Linked DNA regions of Mus musculus: region 2 is linked to region 1. Evidence: chromatin loops called from intact Hi-C (ENCODE). Cell type or tissue: gastrocnemius. All regions are shown on one strand.

Region 1 (8,000 bases):
AGATCGAGCTGGTGAGATGGCTCAGTGGGTTAGAGCACCCGACTGCTCTTCCAAAGGTCCAGAGTTCAAATCCCAGCAACCACATGGTGGCTCACAACCATCCGTAACGAGATCTGACTTCCTCTTCTGGAGTGTCTGAAGACAGCTACAGTGTACTTACATATAATAAATAAATAAATCTTTAAAAAAAAAAAAAAAAAAAAAAAAGAAGTTCAAGATCAAGGCTGAGGAGCTGGCTCAGTGGGTAAGAGTGCTTGCATCATAAATGTGAGGGCCCGAGCTCAAGTGCCCAGCCCCCACATAGAAATCTGGATGCTGCCACATGCGGGCCTAAAACCTCAGCACTGTAGGAGGCAGAAGCAGAAAGCCTGGGGCTTGTTGGCTGCCAGCCTAGCCCTGGGTGCAGTGGGAGAGCTGTCTCAAGGGAACAGAATGACAGACCAGGGTATTTTCTCTGGTCGATCACGCATTTGCACACACACATGCACAAATACTACGCTAGACCACACACACACACACACACACACACACACACACACACACACTAATAAGTTAAAGATCACTCTTAGTTGCATAGTGAGTTTAAAGCCAGTCCTGCCACATGAAATCGTGCCTCCAAAACAAATGTGCTGCCTTTCACCATACCCTGGCCTGCTCACGTCCTCAGCTCCCTTCTTTTCTCAAGGCCTCTGTCCAACTCCCCATCTAAGGCTGGCCTCATTCTCCTCCCAGGAGGCCTCTCTGCAGACTCTGTCTCCCCTGGGCCATCCTTGGGGCTCTTAGGCTCCATCCACCCAGGGCAGTGCACACAGCTTTGCTCTGACTTTATGCCCACTGACTTCTGTCCCACAGTGGCGGAGGTTAAGTCAATCCCTACTGCACCAGCAGGGGAAGCAAAGGAGCCATGTGCATAAAATGAATTAAGAACGGCAAGGAACTCACAGCTTAGTGAAGGAGATAAACCAGACATGGGAGACTACGCCAGTGCCGGGCAAATCAAAGCAGGCTTTATAGGGACAGGTGCCCACCAAAGGAGAGCCATGTGTGTGGCTGGGAAGGAGGAGGTCGGGTTTCTGTTGACCTTCAGGGCTGGCAGGAGCACAGATTGTCTAGCCAGCCATGTGGTTTTCCAACTCTTGGAGCTCCTGGTCTGTTTGTCCCAGCACAGCAAGCAGCAGCTAAGAGCAGGCTGCCTGGAACAGGAGGCTGAATAGCTGCAGACACAAGGAGCTGGGTGCTCCTGAGAGAGGAACTGTGGGACACCCAGACCTGGCTCTCAACATATCTGAAAGCCACTTACCCCCAACACCTTTCACGGCTGAGGACATGGACAGCCTGGCAGAGCTGACAGCTTGTCAAAGAGTCTTAGTCCTTTAAACCTGGACTAGTCTGTGAGGTGGAAATGACTGTACAATGTGAAGGCTAGGCCAGGTGACCTTGAAGTTTTTGCTCTTATACTCTTGGAACTAACTGGACTAGTTTTCTGAAGAAATGTGGTGCAGTTAGTTGGCAAGTATCACCAATCACTGGACTGAGGCAACCGTTCTAACTGAATCAGCAAATATCACATAGAAGTAAGAGACTATCTAGAAAGATGTGATAGTATCTGAGGAGGATACCTTAGGTGGACTTACTTCTGTATGGCCTTTACACATATTTGCATACACTCTCACACTAGCACATACATGGACAAATACACATATACACGTTCTCATAGAGATTGGCCTATTGGAGAGTTCTAGAGAGGTTCTTGGCTGCTTAAAGCTTCTGAATCCGGTATGTGGTACATGGACTAGGAGAAGGGTTTGACTATGGAGATCCTTAAATGGTCACAGGGATTCCTTGGGAAGTCCTGTGGAAAAGAGATCAATAAGGCCTAAAAATTCAATCACTAACTTGGTAATTTGTGCCAGGTTGAGGTTCTACCACTAAAGAGACGTAAGCAAGGGCTGGGCCTCTAGATCAGTGGGAGAGAGCTCGCCTACTATGTGCAGGGCCCTGTGCTGATCCCCAACACTGCAAGAGGGGGCACGGGAGAGGGGAGAGAGGAAGCAAGACCTTGATCAAGTTAGAGGGGAAAAGCCATTTGACCTTTCCTGACTCTAGCATGCACTCCTCAACCCCGGGCCCACTCACCTGGCTCAGGCTCTGCCTCCCTGTCTTCTGCAGTGCCTCCATGGCCCTTCCCAGGGGATAGCCCAAGGCGACCACTGGCCCAATGAGGTCTTGCTCCTCTTCGGTCAGGGCAGACAGCAGGTCGGGTGCTGAATCAGGATGCAGTCTACAGGAGACGAGGGGCTGGGGTGTCTCCCTCAGAGGTGGTAAGCAGGTGTATGGGCTGAGGGACTGAAATACAGACAGGATGGCATGTCAGCAACCAGAGGAGGTCACAGTCAGCTGGGCTGAATATCTTAAGATGTGGCTTTGTGTCCTACTTTCTACACTGCAGAGAGCGTTGGGTCCTGCAGGCTCCAGGTCTCAGTCTCTGTTCCCTTTCTCAGATGCCAACAGAGCCATCTTGGAACTACCTCATCAGACTGTTAGGAGGCATAAATCTGAGCCTGAGCAAGGTGATTAATTAGCAAAGGGCCCAGTGTGCAGAAGCTGTCAGCAAAAGCTACTGTTTCACTTAGGGCTTGCGACACTGCAAATGAAATATGACCGGTAGCCTAGATGTGGTGGTACATGCCCATAATCATAGCTACTTGGGAGCTGAGGCAGGAGGATTGCTTGGCTCCTGGAATTCAAGTTGAGCTTGGGTAGCATAGTGAGAGGCCAGATGAGGAAGAAAGACAAAAGGCAGACCAAGTACATAGCTCGGTTGGTAGCATGCTTGCCTAGAATGCACAAGGTCCTGGGTTCGGTCCTTAACATCTCATACACAGAGCTTGGCAGTGTATACTGTAATCCCAGATGCAAGAGGATAAATAGTTCGAGGTTATCCTCATCTACCATTACATAGCAAGTTTGAGGTCAACCTGGGCTACATAAGATTGAAAGCCAGGCTCAGAGGAGTCAGTGACCCAACACACAGTGCACATTTGTGATATGAATCCACCTTGAGGCTGCCAGACCCAGTGACTTAGTGAGAGGAGCTATCTCCCCAGCCACACTCCTAGACAAATGGATGGACCTGGAGGGCATCATCCTGAGTGAGGTAACCCAATCACAAAAGAACTCACATGATATGTACTCACTGATAAGTGGATATTAGCCCAGAAACTTAGAATACCCAAGATATAAGATACAGTTTGTAAAACACATGAAACTCAAGAAGAACGAAGACCAAAGTGTAGACACTTTGTCCCTTCTTAGAATTGGGAACAAAACACCCATGGAAGGAGTTACTGAATTATTTCTGATTGAGCCACCAAGCTTCTACAGGCCTTCTCCGTGGGGGAAACTTTAGATCTAAGTCTTCAACTGGCATTCATTGAGCGCCCCCTGTCTGTAGGGCCTACTGTTAGGTGCCCAGGAAACAAAAATGAATGTTATCCCAAACCGCACCTAAAAGAATTCATATTCCACTGCAAGAGAAAGATGGGACTTGAAACTGTGGTTATTAATTATTGTGATGTGTGCCCCTGTGTGAAATCAAGAGAAGGGGGAGCCTCCAGGTAGAATATACTAGACTGCAGGAAGGACCACAGGGCCGGGTGGGAGAAGGTTACAAAGCACTGTATGAGCCGGGCGTGGGGGTGCACACCTTTAATCCCAGCACTCGGGAGGCAGAGGCAGGCGGATTTCTGAGTTCGAGGCCAGTCTGGTCTACAAAGTGAGTTCCAGGCCAGCCAGGGCTACACAGAGAAAACCTGTCTCGAAAAACAAAACAAAAAACAAACAAACAAACAAAAAAAGCACTGTATAGGGGGGAAAAAAGCACTGTATGGAAGAAGGACCCTAGGTTGGGGACCCTTAACCTGGAGGCCTTGGCTTGGAGCCTGTGGCCTTGGAGGAGAGTTCTTACAGCAACTGTGGGCTTGTGGTTCCGCAATGGAGGCATGGCGCCGGCGGTGGCGGGTCGTGGAGGCAGCTCCGAGACATTTGGGAGCTGTGGTGCTGGGCCAGGGGCTGGAGCCGGGCTGGTGCTCAGGCTCAGTGTGCGATGGCCGCGGAAGCGGTGCAGGAGGGCTCGAGGACACGCGGTTAGTCTACTCTCCGAGAGCCGCCGCCTGGCGTCAGCCAGCTCAGACCTCATGTTTCGCAGCACATCCAGGGAGCAGCGACGATGGCTTGTAGGGGAGCCGGGCTGAGGGCTGCTGGAGTCCATGCCCTCCTCACAGGCAGAGGAGGTGTCTTCCTCGTCCCCCTTCTCTTCTGTTTCTTCTTCCTCCTCCTCCTCCTCTTCCTCCTCTTCTTCAGGAGGTTCTTGCAGTCCAGCCTCTGGGTCTCTGATTTGAGCAGGTGCAGGCACCTGACTGTATTTTGGACTGGCCAGTAAGAACCAGGCTGGAGGGGCTGATGCAATCCCCAGGTCATTGCACTGATGGGAGCAAGATCCTCGGATGGCTGCTTCCACCCAAAAGAGAGCCTTCTTTTCCAGGCTGAAGTCATACTGCAGAGAGATGAACAACATGAGGCTCAGCTGTGGCAAGCCACGGCCATGGGGCCACAGCCCTCAGTGCTTGCTTGGGGACCCTGTTCAATTGTCAGTTGGGGAAATTTCCTGGCTCTAAACTTCAGGTATCCTCAGGGCCCACTTCCATCTTCCCTTACAGATGTTTCTGAGGCCAACAGATGTCAAAACGATTTAGTGATAAACCCTGGCAAGAAGGTCAAATCAAGTGAATTAATAATCATGCTAAAATGCCAATATTTAAAAACCCTCCTCTCAAGGCTGGGGAGATGGCTCAGTGGTGAAGAACACTGGCTGCTCTTCCAAAGGACTTTGGTTTAATTCCCAGCACCCACATGTCAGCTCACAACTGTCTGTAACTCCAGTTCCAGGGTATCTGACACTGTCACACAGACATACCATGCTGGCAGAACACCAATGCACAGAAAATTGAACACACACACACACACACACACACACACACACAAAATAAAATAAAACCATTCACCATTCAATATGTCACCGAGCAATAGCTACCTCAAAACACTCCACTAGAGTTCTTGGGGCCTGGGGGCTTAGTTCCGATGGCTTGGTGCTCGCTTAGTGCACACAAAGCTCTGGGTTCCAACCCCGGCACCACGCAGACAGGGCATGGCTGTGCACACCTGTGAGCTCAGCCCTTGGGAAGCAGAGGTTTGAAACCAGGAATTCAAGGTTCTTCTTGGCCTCAGAGTGATTTAAGACCATCCTGGGCTACATGAAGCCCTGTCTCAAAACAAAAACAAAAACAAAAACAAAAACAAAACAAAACAAAACAAAACAAACAAACCAGCAATTACTGAATAAATCTTCATTCTCAGGACCTCGGGTTTCTCGTGAGCAAAACTGTTAAGAGCTGGACTCCTTTTTATTACTGTCTTGTTTTTGACATGTGTCTCACTATGTAGCCCAGGCTGTATGGGAACACAGCTCTTCCTGCCTCGGCCTCCTAAATACTTGGATTGAATAGCACGTGCTACCATGCACAGGAGCTCCAGCCCAGCTCCAAAGTTCCTGGGAACTTTAATTTTTAATATCTGTGTCTACCCTATGATATATCTATGCTATAATATGGGTAACTCTTCCACCTTAGCTACTGTTACAGCCCTATGTTTTATTATGAATGCAACATATATCTCTCCCCTATATCTTTAAGTAAACTCATTTCCATAGAAAGTTAAATCATGTTTATCCTGAGGTTGCCTGTGACACCCACCCTGCAGAGCGCAAGAAGCTTTCAGGCCTCCAGCAGTGTGCTCTGTCTGTGGACTACTAATCCGTCCTAATGTGCAAGCAGAGCTACTTACACCTTTTTTTTTGGGGGGGGGGGGGGGGGGCAGGGCCTCTCTATGTAGCCCTGGCTGTCCTGGAACTTGATCTGTAGACCAGGCTCCACCGGCCTCTGCCTCCCGAGTGCTGGGATTAAAACTGTGCACCCATATGCCGGGGCCTAGCAAACACAGAAGTGGATGCTCACAGTCAGCTAATGGATGGATCATAGGGCTCCCAATGGAGGAGCTAGAGAAAGTAGCCAAGGAGCTAAAGGGATCTGCAACCCTATAGGTGGAACAACATTATGAACTAACCAGTACCCCGGAGCTCTTGACTCTAGCTGCATATATATCAAAAGATGGCCTAGTCGGCCATCACTGGAAAGAGAGGCCCATTGGACTTGCAAACTTTATATGCCCCAGTACAGGGGAACACCAGGGCCAAAAAGGGGGAGTGGGTGGGCAGGGGAGTGGGGGTGGGTGGATATGCGGGACTTTTGGTATAGCATTGGAAATGTAAATGAGCTAAATACCTAATAAAAAATGGAAAAAAAAACAAAAAACTGTGCACCCAGCTAGCTGCTTGTACTTTTAACAGAGGATTCTGGAGATGGAGTCTTATCAAGAGGGACTCTAACAGCTGATGAGGAGACGAACCAGAGTATGCTGGCAGTGACAAGCACTTCACACAGGTCGCTCACACAGCTCCCAGCTGACCTAGGGAAACAACCTCACAGCCCAGACACCAGTCTTCTCCATGGAAGTTAGTGACTTGTTTCACACTCCCTAGACTCTGGGAAAGCAACCCAAGCTTCCCTTTACAATCATGAGACAGGCCCCAGGGGCTCAGCCTCAGGCCTTAGAGCCAAGAGCAAAGTTAGACACTCACTTACCATTGTGCCCAGCAGGAGCTCTCTACAGTCCGGGACACTGAGCTCAGGCACGGGGTGGGGCTCTGTGTCCATCACAAAGCCCTTGGACACCTTGAAGGGGACACCATCGAGGGCATTCATTCTTCCAGAGAATGGTGGGACAGTCTCAGAAGTAAGTGGCCAGACAGCAGGGAGAGGCTGTAGAGTCCTCAGAACTGGGCTCAGGCCACACTCACCTATGTGGTGGCCCTCACAGCTGGAAGGAAAAGATGTAGCGGCCAGTGTTGTACAGAGAAGAAATGAGTAAACCCCACAGCATCCACATTGGCTGCTTTCTGTCTAAGATACAGTATCAGGCATGCCCAAGCCAGACCCATAGGCTGCATGCACCCCAAGATAGCTATGAACAGGGCTCAATAGAAAACTAGAAACATACTTAAAACATTATGAGATTATTTTTCAATTATTGCCTTGGTTTGATAATTCAAACCCGTGTCATTCTTCGAGAGTTGTCCTCTAACCTCCACATACGTGCTGTGGTGTATATGCATGTGCACATATACACAATAATAAAATGTAAGTTTTTTAAAGAACAACAAAATAAAGTATACATCTCTATAGGCTAAAAGGCAATGTCCTCAACCGAGGAAAGAATATCTAACCGTCTACAGCAAACACCCCATTCCACAGGAAATAATGAAAGGTGCACTCAAGACTGGAGGTGACACAAGGGGGTCAGACCACCGGCTCTTCTGTTCAGCATGACGCCAGATGCTAGCTTGTACAAAGGGGGAAAAGCTAATACAGATACAGATTGCAAAGAAGGAAAAAACAACCATTATTTGTAGATGACACAGTTATAGGAGCCAAGTCCAAAGGAATCTAACAGAACTCTTAGAATTAGTAACACGACTTACAAAGGACACCGGAGACACAGTCAACACCAACAGTAAACTGTATTCTTCTGTGCAAACAACAAACCATGTAAAAGCATTTTTTAAATGTAATTAAAGAAGCAGGACCTGGTGGTGCACACCTCTAATCCCAGCACTGGGAGAAAGAGGGGGGCATCTTTGAGAGTTTGAGGGCAGCCTGGTCTATAAAGAGAGTTCATGGATAGCTGGAGCTGTTATACAGAGAAATCCTGTCTCGAAAAACCAAGATAAATGCATACATACAATTAATTAAAGAGTAACTTATTAAAAATAGACAACTGGGGGCTGGCGAGATGGCTCAGTGGTTAAGAGTACTGACTGCTCTTCC
Region 2 (8,000 bases), 61 kb before region 1:
TTAGAGCTAAAATAATTAAGATTTTTTGCAACCAACACACAGGGTTTAAATTTAATAATTTAAAAATTAAATTGTCTTTTATTATTATTATTGTGTGCATGGTGTGGGCATGTGCTATTATTACTGTGTGCGTGTGTGCAGGCGTATGCTACAGCATGTGTGTGGAAATGAGAGGAAAACTTTCAGAAGTCAGCTCTCTTCTTACAGCATCCACAGGGTGTAGCTCACAAGGGCCTGTCACTCCAGCTCCAGGGAATGGGACACTCACTTTAGGCCTCCACAGGCACCAACACGTACATGCTCATAGACACACACACATACAAATAAAATCTCAAAGTAAAAATCTTATTTAAAAAGAAAAGTGTTTGTAGGAAGGCAGGGATGGAGGCGAGATAAGTGCCTGGAAACCAGGGACCGATAAATAACCAAATATCCTTCCAGGGAAGTGGGGCGGTAGACACAGCAGCCTTTCAGGAAAGGGTGAATTACAAATAACTTTCTTCCTAGTAGACAAGGTTAGTTAAATCGCATAAATATTATATGTATATGAAACTGTTCTAACTTAGAAATGTATTCATTTGAAAACACAGGCGTGTAAAAGGGCAAGGAAACGGAGGCCACCAACACCAGGAAGGGACGAACTTTGGAGTCACAGCCCTTTTCAGCTAACCGGCTCCGCCCACGACCCTGGGTACTGGCCGGGCCTCTCCAGGTACCGGTTCCCAGGCTCGGGGAGATGGAGGGTCTGCTGGCAGATGCTGCAGGAGCCACAGGAGCTCTGCCGGCCGGGACCCAACAGGGCGCCTTCCCGGGACCTCGCTGCCCTGGGGTCGCCACCGCGGCTCGGCGTGGGACCCTGCCCCGGTACCTGGCGGCGTGCAGCGCCCGCAGCGTTTCCCGGGCAAAGTGGTCGGTGCCGAGGAACAGCACCCGCCAAGGCGGCTTCTCGCGGACTCGGGAACCTCGGCCGTCCTTCCCGTCGAACCCGGCAGGTGCTTGACAGGAACAGCGTGGCCTCCTTCCCATCAGCCACCGACCCCAGCAGCACCGCGGAAGGAGCATCACCTCGGCCCGCAGCGGCCCACCATGCGCATGCGTGCCCATGGTGGGGGGCGGAGCAAAGAGCTCAAAGGCCCAAGCACGCGCAGACGACAAGGCGGGGCCTGCCGCTTTGGAGGCGTGGCTCAACTGAAGAACCACTAAGGAAGAAATTTGAGGGGACTTTGATGTGTATTATTCAGCCAAGCTCTTCAAAGAACACTGCAGATATATACACACAAGCAAGACACTCATATGAATAAAACAAACCTTTAAAAGAAACTATTTTTTAAAACTTTACAAATTTTTTTTTAATTTATTTTTGTTTTACGTGCTTTGGTGCTTTGCCTGCATGCATGTCTGTGTAAGAGTGTGGAATCCCCTACAACTCGAGACAGTTCTGAGCTGCCACATGGGCCTGGGAATTGAACCTGGGTCCTATGGAAGGGAAGCCAGTGCTCTTAACTGCTGAGCCATCTCTGCAACGAGGGGTCCTGTCCCTCCAGCTCCAAAGCCATGATCCTAACCATTCGACCTGAACAGCAATCTTAACTACTAAGCAACTCAGGATTTCCACACCCAATGAAACTAAGGTTTGCTCACCTGTCTGAAGTCACTTCAGGAATCCAAGACTCTTAGATTCTCAGGCCTCCCATGTGGGATGCCATAGGGAGACTGTAGGGAAACGGAGGGGTGAGGGCTATCTGCTGAAGACCTCTGAAGACCATGGTGTGCAGATAGATATGTGTTTCCAAGGTACACTGGGGTCCTTAACATGGGTCATGCTTGTGACGCTGGCTCTGGCTATAGAGCAGCATCAGGTTCCTCTCTCATCTAATTCCTGTCACATGGCCTGAAAGCCAGAGGCCCTGGAGCAGTCTTTCATTTAGTTTTGAGGATCCCTGCTTCTGTGCCCTTGAGCGTTCCATCCACCTCACATTTCCTCTCTTCCTCACTAAATGGTATCCATTTTTCAGTGCTAAGACAACACCCTCCCTGAGGCCTTGAACTCCTACCTCACAGATTCAATAATTTTTTTCTCCATGTGTCCCCTCAAAACTGAGAGCGGCTTTGTTTGCCATAGTTGTGGAAAGTTGGCCAATGTGTGCCCAGAGAGCGGCAAATTCCTTGGGCTAAGTAGAAAAGAGAGGCAAAGATTATGATGCTGCTAGCCGGTGCATCTGACCATATGAGGGAAATGAGATGTGATGCCAAGCCGTATCCTCCTCTGATCAAGTCAGTCCCAGAATCCTAACTTAGGGGAAGTGGAACATGATTCTGACACTCAAGGTGCTGTCTTTTGAATACCGACTGAAGGTGTGACCTACTGGAGCTGGAGAGACGGCTCAGTGGTTAAGATGCTCGCTGTTCTTGCAGAGGACCTGAGTTTGTTTTCTAGCACACACATTGCCAGATCTAGGAGACTCACTGCCCTCTTCTGGCCCCTGCAGGCACTGCAGTCATGCGACAAACACACCACTAAAAAGCAAAATCTTCAAGTATGGGTCTGGAGAGATGGGTCAGCAAGTAAGAGCACAGGGTGCTCTAACAAAGGACTCCTGTTTAATTCCTGTACCCACATGGTGGCTCACAACCACCTGTAACTCCAGGGCATCCTCTCCTGGCCTCTGAGGGCATTGCAGGCACAATGTGCACTCGGTGCACAGACATAGGCACAAGGCTGATGTAGTTTATTTTCAGCAGCTCAAGCTCTCCCACGTAGCTGTGCCACAAACGCTGCCTCCTGCCGCTCACAGCACCCTCTGCCTACCACACAACTAGCTTGTTGGAGCAAGAGGCTAGCATTAATCTTTTCTTCATAGAGCAGCCTATTGCTACTGACTGGCACCTTTCTGTCCCTGTTTGCTTGTTTGTGTGAGGCAGGGTCTGGTCTTGCTGTGTCTTCGATGCTGGCCAAGACCTTGTGATCCTCCCACAGTAAACTTCTTAGAGGAGGAGGAGAAGGAGGAGGAGAAGGAGGAGGAGGAGGAGGAGGAGGAGGAGGAGGAGGAGGAGGAGGAGGGAGAGGAGGAGGGGGGAGGAGGAGGAGAGGAGGAGAAGGAGGAGGGAGAGGAGGAGGAGGAAAAAGAGGAGAAGGAGGAGGAGGAGAAGGAGGAGGAGGGAGAGGAGGAGGGAGAGGAGGAGGGAGAGGAGGAGGGAGAGATGGAGGAGGAGGAGAAGCTGAATATGATATGAGTGTAAAGATGGAGTTTTCCCTAAATACAAAATGAAATTTTGTTTTGTCTTTTGAAAGGGGCTTCTCTGCACAGCCCTGTTGTCCTGCAACTCACTCTGTACACCACGCTGGCCTCAAACTCAGAGATCTACTCACCTTTGCCTCCTGAGTGCTGGGATTAAACATGTGCTTCACTACTGTCTGGTTCAAAAACGAAAAAAAAATTTTTTAAGTTCTTCATAGTGAGTTAGACACATAAGAACCTGACCCTTCCAAGTGCAGATAAATTCCTCACTGGATTCGCTTTCAGCACAGAGATGAGCTGCAAGGCCAAGGAGATCTGTGTAATAAATGTTTGTACATCTGTATCCTCCAGGCACTGCTGACAGCACTGCTGTCTATGAGATCAGAGTGGCTGTGATCACCCACTAGAGACCTTCATAAGATCAGGCCCAGCCACATTCCCGTGTGGGATCAGGGGAAGCCCACTCCTGTCTGAGGATACAAAGTGGTGAACAGTGGCTGCTGAGGAGGCTCTTCCTCAGTGTACAACTGCCTGTAAGGTGTCCGTGCTCCTGTGACTGACCTAATTAAACACGCTGGATCTTTAGGCTTAGACGGAATGATTTCTTTGGTCTGTGATTGGTGCTCTATCTAGGACAAATAAACATTTGCCTTTCCCTGAAAAAAAAAAAAGGGCACACACCATTAGGACATCCACAAAGCATATCTAAGGTATTGGAAGCCAGACAATGAGTTTCTGATCAGTGTTTTAGTTTTCAGATATTTCTTCTGGAAAGTTCTTCAGCTCCATAGAAAACTGGTATGTGGAAGTAGCCTAATCCCCCTTGAACCATTCTTCCATGTTCCCACCATCTTACAATGTTGCCATATGTCTATTTTCTGTGGGACAAGGAAACCAGCCATAGGATAAATGTGTATACCTGTGCTTGCATGTGCTCATATTTAGTCAACCATTTGGTGTTGGGTCAAAAAGAGGAGCAGCTGGAGCCCCCCCGGGGGGCAGGAAGTAAGAGCAAAAGCTTTTGCCTCCATCAGGGGAAGCAATGCCTCAGGACCAGGGGAAATACATGCTATGCATAGGCACCAGCCCAGTATCAGGGTCACAGACTTAACCCACAGTGCCCACTGAGCCATTTGGGATGCCCTTCAAGCACCACTATGGACTCTCGGTTGTTGTTGCAGGAAAATTCCACAAGAGGGCGATGTCACCAACCTTTTCCCTTGTTGAGGATGGCAGACTGGCTCTCTGCTGTGTCTATTGCCTGTGTAACTTCAGCAGATTTTACTCTGATTGGCTTACTTTCCTTGTAAGTAGTTCACAAACACTAAGTAGCGTCACATTTTATAAAAACAAGAATTTTTATAAAATAAAAATTTGAAAGGAGACAATATGTTCCCCAATTCCTTCTTTGAAGAACAGTTCAGTATACACTCTATTCAGTATATACTCTATTCAGTGAACACAGAAGAGAACTGTTCTTTTAGTATAAAGCACCTCTGCTCACTGCCACAAAGAATTAAGGAGGCTGCAGGTTTGAGAAGCTCATATTTTGACTGATTTAGAGAATGCCAAACACTTAGATAAATTTATAATAAGTGAAAATCACTTGGGAAAGCCAGACATGGTGGCTCACAGCTGCAAATCAGCATTCAGAAGGCTGAGGCAAGAGGATTGCCAGGAGTTAATGACAGGCTGGGACACTTAGCCAAACCTTGACTTGAAAACCAAACAAAAACAATTTCTTGAGGGAAACAAGGTGAAGCAAGAAAGGAAAAGTGTGTTCGGATAAAACACCAAGGAGTCAGAGTTGAGTGTGGGGTACACAGGCCTTTAATCCCAGCACACGGGAGGCCCAGGTGAACAGCTCTCTATAGATTCAAAGCCAGCCTGGGCTACATTGTGAATTCTAAGTTACCAACCCAACCCAAATCAAACTACAACAACAACAACCCCTGAAGAATCAGTTAATTGTGCTGATTACTAAGACAATTCATTCAAGAAATGAAAGACAGATAAACGTGCCCCAGACAGTGGTGCACATCTGTAATCCTGGCACCCTTGGGAGAGAGGCTGAAGCTGGAGAGTCTAGAGCTCCAGGCAGGCTGGGCTACATAGTGAGACCTTGTCTTAAAATACATTTTTTTTTTGAAAAGAGAGAAAGAGAGAAAGGAAGGAAGAAAGGAAGAGAAGAAATACATATATATTAGGCTGTCCCTGAGGACATTTTCTGTTTAAACATTTTTATTTTATTTCATTTACTTATTTAAATATCTCTTTATTTTATTTTATATGTATGAGTATTTTGCTTGCACGCAGATATGCATGTCTGGTAGAATAGATCCCCTGGAACTGGAATTACCGACAGTTGTAAGCTGTCATGAAGGTGGTGGGAATTGAACCCCAGATCTCTAGAGGAGCAACCAGTGCCCTTAACCACTGAACCATCTCTCCAGTCCTGTGTAAACCTTTTTAGAGCAAGGGCAGGCAGGATGGCTCAGTGGTTAAGTACTTGCCCCACAAATGTGAGGATCTGAGTCCAGACCCCAGAGCTCCTGGGCGTGCCTTGATCCCAGAGCTACAAATGTGCAGCAGAGTCCTGAGAATCCCCAGACGCTTGATGGTCCGCCAGCCTGGCCTGTGCGGCCATGTTTCAGGCCAGTGAGAGATCTTGCCTCAAACAAAAGGTGGAAAGTACCCATGGACCAGCATCAGAGAGTGTCCTTTGACCTTCATCAGCTACACACTCCCCCCCACCCCACCCCACCCCACCCCACACAGACTTTAAATGGAGACATTAAAGTTACATTGTTATGTTTGATAAACAATAGAATGTCATGGGATTGAAAGCCCAAGTAAGGCACTTGGACAGTTTGTGTGTCTGTGTCAAGCTGACAGCAAAAACAACCAGCACCATACATTCTCACTTCAGGCCATTCTACCCTATCAGTTTTTGACTTCTGGATTCTGTGTGGAGTCTACTTTGATTAAAAAAAAATGGTTAAGTTGGTCATGGTGACTCATGTCTGTAATCCTAGCACTTGGAGAGCTGAGGCAAGAGAGTTACAGAGAGTTCAAGCCCAGCCTGGGCTACATACAGGTTTGTTTGGGGTCAACAACCTAAGCTACAGAGTAAGATTCTGTCTTAAATAAATAAGTAGGTAAATAAACAAATAAATAGGAAAAGAAGTTCAAACATCTGATTTTATAGAGTATAAGACTAAGTGATTGTAAGTATATTCTGGTGATTATAATCAATAAGAGTTAAAAATCCCTTATGCTTATCTAATAGGTCATCACATTAGCAATGACCACAGCAATACCAGACATATGACTAATACTTCTAGGAACAGTTGTATACAAGTTTTATTGCAGAAATGTTTTCAGTTCTTTTGGGCAGATTCCCAAAAGGGGAACTGTTATCAGGTGTGTCCAACCTGAGGCCCATGGGCCCCATGTGTCCCAGCATAGCCGAGTGTGCCACAAAACAGTTAGATGGCATCATCTTGTAATGTCAGAGAGTTGGGGGCCAGTGAGATGGCTCAGCAGGTGAAGGTGTTTGTCACCAAGCCCCAGAATTCACTTGGTGGAAGAAATAACTACCACAGGTTGGCCTCTGGCGGCTCACGTGTGTCACGTGACATAGTCATAGCCGTGTACAAACTCAAGTAAATAAATGAAAATATAAAGAGAAAAGCCTTTTAACTTAAACGTTCTAAGAAATAAAATGTAAAGTAAAACACTTGGCAGCTCTGGTAACTGTTTTCCAAAAAGGTTGTATCAGGGCTCGAGAGCTGGCTTAGTGGTTAAGAGCGCTGGCTGCTCTTCCAGAGGCTCTGAGTTCATCCCCCTGCACCCAGAGGGACTGCTAACAAAACTCCAGTTCCAGGAGATCTGACTTCCTCTTCTGGCCTACCTTGGCACTGCACACATATGGTATATAGACATGCACATAAAATAAAAATAGTAAATATTTTTTAAAGCCTCTTCCTTCAGATACATGTGCTTTTTTGAGAGAGTATTTGGGTATAGGCTCCAAATTTACAGGGTCAGGATCTATACTACTGAGAACTGCTTGCAAAATGGCTGTCCCATTTTGCCTTCCTGTTGGCAGTAACTGGGAATCTTAACTATTGATACTGCAAGAAAAACAGAAACCTCAGGCTTCCCAGTGGAACCGATGTCATTGCACGTGCCCACCTGTCAGGCTGTACCTGAGCACTTCAGTCTCAGGATTCCTGATTCCTTATCTAGCAGCAGATAATTCCAGAAATGTGAAATGCTGGCTGAAGCACCATATACCGATAGACAACTTAAGGGTTTTACAAATGCATAGGCAAAAGATTACTTCTCTGGGCCACATCCTATGCCAATAGGTCTTTGTCCGTTACGGAAGTCTCTGTGTGAGTCTGAGTTAAATAGAACAGCCTTTACAATTCAGACTCACCATCTGCATGAATGCGCAAGCTCAGTCATGTTGTATTTATTAGGAAACCCTTCCTAAAGTGGAAGCTGAGCTTAGAAATTAACCGCAGGGTGGGTGCCAGGGCTCCGGCAGGTATGCTTGTCTCTGCTCTGTTGGCCTGCAGGCTTCCCTCTGTTTTTGCTTTTGTTTTGTTTTTAATGTAAAAAGTGATCAGGGCTGGAGAGATGTCTCTGCGGTTAAGAGTATTAACTGAGCCAGGCAGTGGTGGCGCACACCTTTAATCCCAGCACTTGGGAGGCAGAGGCAGGTGTATTTCTGAGTTCAAGGCCAGTCTGGTC

What was found. A loop is a pair of places that touch in the nucleus more often than their neighbours do. Peaks named below come from ENCODE experiments on the same cell type or tissue, not always from the same donor. Only the 100,000 strongest peaks of a DNase experiment are listed, where the experiment ranks them.
Region 2: a loop joins it to region 1, with 7 times the contacts of the local background. A loop is called at or near these places in 15 of 42 quality-filtered maps.

What each region holds. Positions count from the first base shown.
Region 1 is chr9:65,368,096-65,376,095 of GRCm38, reverse strand. It overlaps Ubap1l (ubiquitin-associated protein 1-like), which reads right to left. Exons shown (of 6, transcript NM_001373909.1): 2 at 6,759-6,993; 3 at 3,968-4,555; 4 at 2,137-2,346. The coding sequence starts at 6,878. Among named protein-coding and RNA genes, the nearest start is that of Ubap1l, 11 kb to the right of the region's middle. In gastrocnemius, a CTCF peak has its summit at 3,454; a DNase peak (open chromatin) is centred at 3,445; H3K4me3 peaks cover 349 bases; H3K27ac peaks cover 2,710 bases.
Region 2 is chr9:65,428,876-65,436,875 of GRCm38, reverse strand. Mtfmt (mitochondrial methionyl-tRNA formyltransferase) reads right to left here and starts at 1,094. Exons shown (of 9, transcript NM_027134.3): 1 at 869-1,094. The coding sequence starts at 1,062. In gastrocnemius, CTCF peaks have their summits at 2,483 (motif pointing left) and 4,422 (motif pointing right); DNase peaks (open chromatin) are centred at 1,102, 2,559 and 4,420; H3K4me3 peaks cover 1,195 bases; H3K27ac peaks cover 816 bases.